Regions from separate parts of the Homo sapiens genome. Here region 1 is linked to region 2. Evidence: chromatin contacts called from ENCODE Hi-C or POLR2A ChIA-PET data. All regions are on one chromosome and are shown on one strand. Each heading gives the region's core, a stretch centred on a gene start or an enhancer-like site at or near the end of the contact. The rest is flanking DNA. Distances are from core to core; before and after follow the strand shown.

What was found. A loop is a pair of places that touch in the nucleus more often than their neighbours do. ChIA-PET counts read pairs that join two places held with the same protein, here RNA polymerase II (POLR2A). Pooled maps may share reads with other maps.
Region 1: a pooled map shows a loop between it and region 2 (3-fold over the local background). The contact joins two enhancer-like sites. A Hi-C loop is called at or near these places in 1 of 168 maps with a recorded cell type or tissue (OCI-LY7) and 7 of 50 pooled maps. POLR2A ChIA-PET finds 5 or more read pairs at or near these places in 6 of 52 experiments (CD8-positive, alpha-beta memory T cell, H1, activated CD4-positive, alpha-beta T cell and 3 more).

What each region holds. Positions count from the first base shown.
Region 1 is chr10:30,750,021-30,754,638 of GRCh38, reverse strand. No RefSeq gene overlaps it. Among named protein-coding and RNA genes, the nearest start is that of LINC02644, 29 kb to the right of the region's middle. RefSeq lists a silencer at 2,480-2,529 and an enhancer at 3,264-3,323. Within about 2 kb of position 2,063, at least 5 of the 41 ENCODE cell types and tissues checked have a DNase peak (open chromatin) inside an H3K27ac peak, as active enhancers do.
Region 2 is chr10:30,699,067-30,703,335 of GRCh38, reverse strand. It overlaps the pseudogene SVIL2P. Among named protein-coding and RNA genes, the nearest start is that of LINC02644, 22 kb to the left of the region's middle. RefSeq lists enhancers at 1,207-1,256, 1,277-1,416. Within about 2 kb of position 1,780, at least 12 of the 41 ENCODE cell types and tissues checked have a DNase peak (open chromatin) inside an H3K27ac peak, as active enhancers do.

The DNA.
Region 1 (4,618 bases), core at 814-3,313, 51 kb before region 2:
GCAGCACCTAGAGCCAGGAAGGAACATGTGCATCTCCAGCTGAAATTTCCCTACTAAAGCTCCCACCGGGTACATACAGGTTAGTTAAATGGCTGGTGAACAATCCCACGGGCATTTCTCAGTAAGTTGCGAATGTGGCTCGAAGCTCCGTGGGCAGAGCCCTGTGCACACAGGCACTTGTATTTTGCCTCCTTTGACTTCCCTGTGGCTTTCCTGGCCACTCTACCTCGCCTCCTGTGGATCCCTGTCCTGGTCCAGGAGGTGTGAGGCCTCTGTTTTCAGCAAGCTCACCAGTTAAAAGGGACTGCCCGTGAGACACTGGTGACTCCCCTCCAAAGCCCAGAAGAGCAGGTGAGGCACCCAGGATTTGAGAGTTTACAGTAGGGGCCACAGTACTGGCCTTGTGGAGTAAGAGGGTCGGGGAGGAGTGGTTCTCTCGCAATGGATGGGGCCTTTCTAGACATTTAACTGGGGTCTTAGGGTTGCCGTACCCACATGTGTGAGAGGTCACAGCTATCTGGAGATAAGGACAAAGGGGAGTGTGGTGAACCCCATCTTCTGGCTGCAAGCCTGGAATAAGGAGGAGGGAGAACTGTAAATTCCCTGGGGAGGGTGTGCGATCAGGGCCAATGATTTTAAAGAACATATCCTCTGAAACAGGAGCCCCGGGGTGCTGATACAGAGAGGAGAAAGAAGAGTGTGCTGCCATATTTTATCTTCTGTACATTATGCCCTTGGCAGCCCAGGGAGCAAATGGGAAACCTGTCTTAAAAAAAATGTGAATAAGAAAAGGAAGGCAGGAAATCTAATGCTCTTTCCCTTAGATCTGTCTTTCATTTGCTTATAAGCACCTTAAAGACAACCCAGATTTATTTAGAAGACCAGGATGATATATAAAGAGGTAGAAAAGCAGGTAGGAAACTAGCAGGCTTGCCAATGACACAGAGGAAATCAGAGGTTGTCGCCGCTGCTGGGGGCTTTGCTTCAGGCCTGCAGGGATGGACTCCATCTCTCTGTGGGGACACGAGACAGCAGAGGAGACTCCCCAGAAGATGGAAGGCCGGCCACAGCATCGACACCCAAATGTCGATAAATCAGACACCGGGGCCCGCACCCTCATCACCAGGCTTAGCACACGGCTGCAGGTAAAGCCCGTGAACTTGACATCGGCACTGTTAGGAGAGCTGCTCTGATCGTGAATACAAAGGAAAGGTAGAGAATATTGAATTTCTGATTAAGCCACTGCTAGATGCTTACCAGGCCCGCTCTGATTTCTCCTGGGCCACGGATCATTTTTATGACTGGTGAAAAAATGATTATTCTCTCCATCACATTGCTTCTGCAAAAAAGGGCTCAGCCTGCAGCGAGTCTAGCCCCATCCTGCAGTGAGCGGGAGGTGGGAGGTGGGCTGGGTGACTGCAGGTGCTTTGTGCTCCGTGGTGGCTCCAGGGCTTCCCAACAAAGCCAGACCAGGGAACGCTGTGGATGCAGGCAGCCAGGGCCTTGGCTTCTCTCTGGCCTGGCTGGGGTGGGCAGGGTCTGGCTGAACAGGTAGAGGGGTGATGACCACTGTGCCACTCTGTGTGGTCTGTAATTGGCATTGAGCCTGCCCATCAGGGACAGCTCTGCCCACGCCGCCCAGTCCCACAGAGGAAGGCGCAGCCACCCAACCTGTTCTGGGAGGAGGAAATAAAAAGCCCTAGTCTGTACCAAGGAATCACCCATTTTTTCCTTAGCAGAAGCCAGGCTCTCTTCCTAGCAAGCGTCCAATCAATCTCTGAGGCTGCCTGCAGGCTAAGAGGCAGGGCCTCATTTGAGCTGTGTTTGGAGTGATAAGGGGCTGCTTGCTGTTTGATAAGCGGATGGGCAGGCACCTTCCTAAATGGGCGTCTGTCAGAGCATATTCCAGTCCTGCTGTCCCTCTGGCGCTGCCACTAGACCCAAGGGCAGTAGAAGCCGCCGGCTGCCCGCTGGGGCCAGATAATGCCGGCACTGTGCTGCAGTCACATTTAATTTTCGTGAGCTGTCACATCTCATGGGTCCTCAGCCTTGGGAAGGCTCTGCTGCCTGGAGAAGATCTCAGCCTGGCCTCCACAGTCCCCCTTCTGGGCAACAAATGGGTCCAGCTCCTGACTCCTTCTTGGAGCCAACAGCTCGCTGAGGGAAGTCAGAGGGACTGCCAGCCCACAGGCTCACTGCGCCTTCCTCAGTCTACAATTTCATCTGCAGAATGACCAAGGGGCAGCCTGAAACGAAGAAAAGACCTAGGAAGGGGCTTTTAAAAGCCGACACAAGCTCCATGGGCCTTGGCACTGTCTCCCAGAAAGCAGAGCTTCCTGGTACCTGCTCCCCCTTCCCGCCCTGCAGTTTTCTTCCTCTGGTTTTGTAATCTCTGTTAATTGCCAAGGCACTTTTTGTTGGATGTGACTTCATTGTGGACATAAGGCTCTGTCAATTCGTCAAGTGGGGTCCAAGCCAAATAGTTTTCTGATCAACTGCATCCTCCAGCGAGCTCTGGCCCAGCTTGACACAAACAGGCATTTCTTTCCCCTCGCACAGCCCCAGCTCTCTGTCCGAGCCTGCGGCCTCCTCTGCTGGTGGCCTGTCTCTATGGCATGCAGGAAGTGCGTGCCCATTGGGCCATATGTACCTATAGGAGATGTAATCTCAGAGGTTTTAATGCACATTTTTTTCTTGGCACTCCGAAATAACTGATGATGGAAAATAAATTCAGAGAATTCGTCCAGCTGGTCCTACTTCACTTCCTAACACTTGCTTTCCTAAGCTGAGCTACCAAAATTTGAGCAGCCTGGGTCTGCGAGCCACTTCTGTGCACCGGTGGTTTGGAGGCATCCTCAGCAAAGAGGAGCCGCTCGCCTCTGCTTTGCATGGGGCACAACTTCCCAAGATCTGTGAATGTGCTTTGTCCTTTTAGGTCGATTTTCTCTGCTTGTTTCTTTTGCTCAGGGCTCTTCCGGAGATGGTGCCTTGAGCATGGAGCCTGGTACCCAGCAACTGTAAATACTTCTGGAAAAATGTGTTCACAACTCAGCCAATGGTTTGCGGCCACGTGGGAGAAAGATCTAGTCTACTGAAATATTGCAAAAACAAAAAGGACATGCTTCTGTCTTACAGCGCACTGGCAGAATCACCAGTTTCTCTCAAAAGTTGTCCAATCTGGGACCTCACACACAGATGGCTTATTACTTTCTGAACTCTGCCAGCAACTCACTGGCATGTCCACACTGGAAATGCTGAGAACATCTTCCCAAACACACGTTGGGTTGAAATTCTCACAGGTGAACAATGGGACCGACACATGTGCACCAAGCAACGACATGTAGAATAAAAATAGACCAATGACCTGCACACGGCGAGGGTTTTTTCAGTTTTCTCTCAGGCTGGATTTCCTGAGGAGTAGGAGTGTAAAAGCTGTGGGTATTTGCTGCCTGCCTCAGGAAGTCCTGACTCCCCAAATAGTGGTTACAGCAAACACCTCTGCACTCTCATTCTCAGAACCCAGAAGAAGCCGAATCCAGGACTCATTTGCTTGTTGTCTTTGGAGGGCTTGTGGGAAAAGAACAATGGCTTCTGTGATACTTGGCCAGGCTTAAGGAGAAGTCATTGGCCACAGCTTCTGAGCAGAGCTGGACTCAGAGATGGACCTGGGGCAGGGCTTTGCATGCAACTGCCTCACTGAGCCCTTAATTGCCACCAAGCTTTGCATACATAGCACCTTTCCTTGGTGACTTAGTTTGTTGTCCCACCAGAAGTACTGGTGGAAAGCAGAGAAGGCACCTTCTTCAGGTCACAGGAGAACTGTATTGTTCTAGATGAATTTCTCACACCAGGATTCCTGCACATCTACCAGGCAGGTCTCCAACACCCCCACACCCCCAGGACCCTGTGAGGACCAGCCCTGCTGAGCCTTCAGAGCCTGACTTTGTCTTGCATAAGATTCAGGCTCCTCTGACGGCTCCCCAAGTTCTGAGTCCCCTGTCCCCACGCCCATCCAGCTTCATTTCCCCTCTTCCACAGCAGACCCCTCTGTCCTCATCGCGCCCCTCTGTCCATCTTCATTGCACATTGTTCCTTCAGCTGCAACACCTTACATGGTCTTCCCTCTGTTGTATCTCCCCTTCAGCCTGCAGGATCCGGGCCACATTCCATCTCCTTCATTCAACCATCTTGTCTAGCCTGAATTTCATCACAAATGCCCCCTTTTCTGAACTCCTACAGCATTTATGTATCAAATAGAACTTGCTAGTATTTTTGCCTCTGCAACTCTGTAACAACTCCTTTGAGGAGAGGGAGGTACAGTGGTGATAGGGGGTGAGCCATCTGCAGGTGGGGGCTCTGGGGCTCTGGGGGTCCAGCCGTGGCCTCCCTGCTCCTCATTAGCTGTTGAACAAATCACCCCCGCCCAGTGATTCTCAGCTTGGGGGCAATTTGTTCCCCTAGAAGACTATAGAGACCAGAGACTTTTCTGGTTGTCACAACCGGGATGGCGCTACTGGCCTTGGAGGCCAGGGATGCTGTAAAACGTCCTGCAATGCATAGGACAGCTCCCTATAACAGAAAGATTTTTCAGCCCCAAATGTCAATGGTGAGAACCCTG
Region 2 (4,269 bases), core at 531-3,030:
AAGTCTTGCAAAGCTTTGTGTCCATGGAGTTTTTGATGTGCCTTAATGTGACATGAACCATGTCAGGACTAGACTTTTCTTACATTCTAGCAAGTTTTTTTTGTTTTTGTTTTTTGTTTTTTTTGAGATAAGGTCTTGCTCCGTTGCCCAGGCTGAAGTGCAGTTGCACAATCATAGCTCCCTGCAGCCTCGAACTCCTGGGCTGCAGTGATCCTCCTGCCTCAGCCTTGCAAATAGCTGGAACTGCAGATGTGTGCCACCATGCCTAGCTAATTTTTTAATAGAGACCAGGTCTCGTTATGTTGCCCAGGCTGTCTTGCACTTCTGGCTTCAAGCAATCCTCCCACCTCAGCCTCCCAAAATGCTGGGACTACAGGTGTGGGCCACTGTACCTGGCCACATTCTAGCAAATTCTTGTCTTTGGGATGCCCTGGGAGTGGCACGCTGGGTGGAGATTTCGGCAATAGCAGGAGCTGTGGGCAAACCTCACTTGTCATCTACTCTGTGCCACCCAGTCACCTGCAAATGCTCACCAAGTTTCCTCCAATTAATTAATAGACGTAGGGAAGAGGTAGCTCCCTCCTCAATTCTCTATTATTTTATTTCATGTTACAACAAAGCTCTCCAGAGTACAGAGATTCTCCCATCACTAAAATGAACACACTTTCATAGATCTTGAAGTGCCTTTTTGTGCACTTATTTCTAGGCCACTGACCAAGACGGCAGATGGGGAGAGCACAGAAAGATAGGAGGTCTTGTGCGGGCTTGGGATTTCAGAATTTGTGCTGTCCCCAAGAACACAGGTAATTTAGAAAAAGGTAGAGCTGAGGGCTGGGTGTGGTAGCTTATGCCTGTAATCCCAGCAGTTTGGGAGGCCGAGGCAGGTGAATCACCTGAGGTCAGGAGTTCAAGACCAGCCTGGCCAACATAGTGAAACCCCGTCTCTACTAAAAATACAAAAATTAGCCAGATGTGGTGGCGGGCACCTGTAATCCCAGCTACTCGGGTGGCTAAGGCAGGAGAATCACTTAAACCCAGGAGGTAGAGGTTGCAGTGAGCCAAGATAGCACCATTGCATTCCAGCCTGGGCGACAAGAATGAGACTCTGTCTCAAAAAAATAAGTTAATTAATTAAAAATTTAAAAAAAGAAAGAAAAAGAAATAAAACAAAAGGTAGAGAAGATATGCGTGCTGCGGAGGGAGTAGCCCTGGAATAATATGCACGATCTTTCATCCCTCCAGACCCATCTTCGGTTGTGAATCTGGCCTGGGATGCAGCCACCTCTTAGAGCAACCCCCGCTGCTGCTTGTGCCCTGCTGTGCTACTGCCTCAGTCACTTCCTGCTTGGTCAAGACCACAGCTGCTGATGTCACAGCTGAGGCACATCAAAAAGGCTGCCTGATTCAAAGAAAGCTGCCGGATAAATCATAGAGCACAGACACTTCTACCTCATGCTCTTATGGGACTTTAGGAACCAAACATAAGCACCTATGGAAAATGCACGGTGGTCTTGAAAGGCTGTGTGGTCTTTATCAGAAAATATCTGAATGACTGTCTCTTATGTCAGTCCTACTCTGCAGGCTTGCTAAGATGATAATTGAAAGGGCTTTTGGTTTCTGCTTTAGAATCTGTCACTTATGTTTTGAAGCGTTGTGAGCAAGCGATGCAGCAGATTGCAGGGTGAGGGGGATGAACCTGGGCCAGAAGCCAGATGTGTTTCTCCACGCACTGCCCTGACCTACAGCCGGAACTGGGCTCAGTGGTTTCAGCCTCATTTGCTAAGAAGGGCTGGGTGCGTAATCTTGGCTGCACCTTAAAATCCCTGGGAGCTTTTAAGACATATTGACACATAAACTGTAACTCACATGAAACGAAAACACATCTCTGGGGCTGGGCTGAGCAAATGCCTTTTTTTTAAAGGCCCCTCAGGTGATTCTGTCTCAGAGATGTTGAAAACCAGTGGGTTAGGAGCTCAGTCATCTACTTTCAGATCTGTGATTATGCCACTATTAAATACAGTTGGCTATCACATAGATTTTTATGCTTTAGCTTGTTTTTTTTTCTCTGCTATACCAAATAAAATCTTTTGAGCTGTTGTAGTTCCAGTCCTTAAAACAACAGTTGTTACCATACTGAGGTTAAACATTAGTGCATTTGCTTAACAAGGACATTAAAACTTCTTACCACACTGACATAATTTTAATGATTTCTATAATAATTAATAAGAAAATCAATAATTGGATTTTAAAGCAGGAAACTAGGCAGGAAAGTTGAAATTCATATACCAGTTCAATGGAAAACATTAAAATGTAGTTGTGTGATGCCCAATATTCTATGCTGTTTGTTGGTTCATTGGTTTCTCATCTATTGTAACAGCACCCATAGTTAAAAAGCACTACTTTTTTTGGTCTGATAGTTAAAAAGACAACAACAATCCTTTGCATGTAAGAATTTTTTTCTCATAATCACAATTTTAGAGTTTGCACATATTCTATTCAATTTCAAAAATAACTTTAAAGAGTCTAGTACCTGCAGGGAATATTACAATTGCAATCATTGTTTTAATACCATCTCCTCTCCCTCTTCCCTTCCCAAAAGGTATAAAGACATAAACATCATCTGCTGCCAAATAAATCCTGGAATTCGAGGGCGATGCTGGGAAGGTATGAAATTAGAGGGAGGCATGTTGCTTTTGCACTTTCAGATCAATGGCTGAATTCCAGACCCGGGGAAGCCTTTCAGATCCGCATGTAATTTGTTTAAACAATTGCTGTTCATCTGCCACAGCAGCACTTGGAATGCCGCAGGGAGGAACTTGCAGCATTTCTTGCTCACTTCAAGAAATCAACTATAACAAACCTCTTCTGGAAGACGACAGCATCCATATTTCTATAATAGTTAGATAAAAGTTAAAGAACTGTTCCTTTTGTGAATATTCACAGTCCACTGCATATAATCGTTTATGAAAACTGAACCCTATAAAGAGCGAGAGTAGAGGACTGTGGTGAGAACAGAGGGATCGAAGGGAATCAGCTCGCTCAGGGAGCCGTCCCAAGGTGGGGGCAGTAGTACCTGCGGATAAGCGGATTGCATTCTCCAGGATCCAGGGGATTAATGTCACAGTTCTCATAGTCAAAGGTTCCATTCCATAAGTGCTTTGCCAGCTGAAATTCTATTTTTCGTTGTGCTAACGTGACTTCTTTCCCATGCCATACGTAAACTTCACTACCAAAATCAAACACCAGTACCTGGGAGAAATGGCACAAAAGAATTTGTTAACTTCAAGAACATGCAACAGTTGAATCAGGTGCAACAGGGTCTCTGTTGACAGTGAGTCAAACGGAGGAAGACAGAAATCCTAATGGGGTGACCAGCACAGACACAAAAAGGCCAGGAGATCTCAGCTGGCACTGCCCCACCGAGCCAGCCTCTGCCCTGTGGGCACGATTCCTCCTCCCAGTGTCCTAAGTGGCCAGGATAATGTTCCCTCCTCTGAACTCTCAACCTGCTTACAACTTGCGATTCACAAGAGTTCTTTAGGTACATCTTCCTGTCGACTTCCTGCCTCTCTCCCCTATTCCTCCCCCTCTCATGTGCTCGTTCATTCACTTAATATATACACAGAGGCCACTTCATATACCCCAGGCACTCATGGTCCAATGGTGTCTTCTCTCCAGTACACAATTCCAAGATCCTTAAGGGCAGGGATCAGATCATGGTGATACATACAGGAGGGGTTGATTACTAAGTGTTTGCTGAATGAATACATGAATGTAATGCTATTTCTTACGTTCATAGTTTGTTTTATTCTTTCTCTTAGAATGATTTCTCCCTTCACTTCCAGCAATTCAAATTTTGCTTAACTCTAAACTTGGCTCAATTTCACTTTCTATTGAAAATTATTCCTGATGATTCCTGTATTTATTTTTCTGTGACGTTTCCCCCATGTAAAAGACCATACATATCACACAGTCAACCTTGCTCCAGATTACATTCCTTCTAATACTCTTCCGCCCAATTAAACTTAAGGGCCTTGCGTGTCTTCCACTTTCTTAATACTTAGCATACTTAACGGTACTGGAAAAGTATATAATTAATAAATATTTACTGGCATGACAGGACAAAAACAGCACATTAATTGGCAAATCCATAAATTATATATATGTATATGCATCTATTATTCCTCAAACTTAAGGACTGAAAAATATTCCATTAATATTTATACAAAATGCAACAGATAGGACTAAGTAACATTTACATTTTGCCTA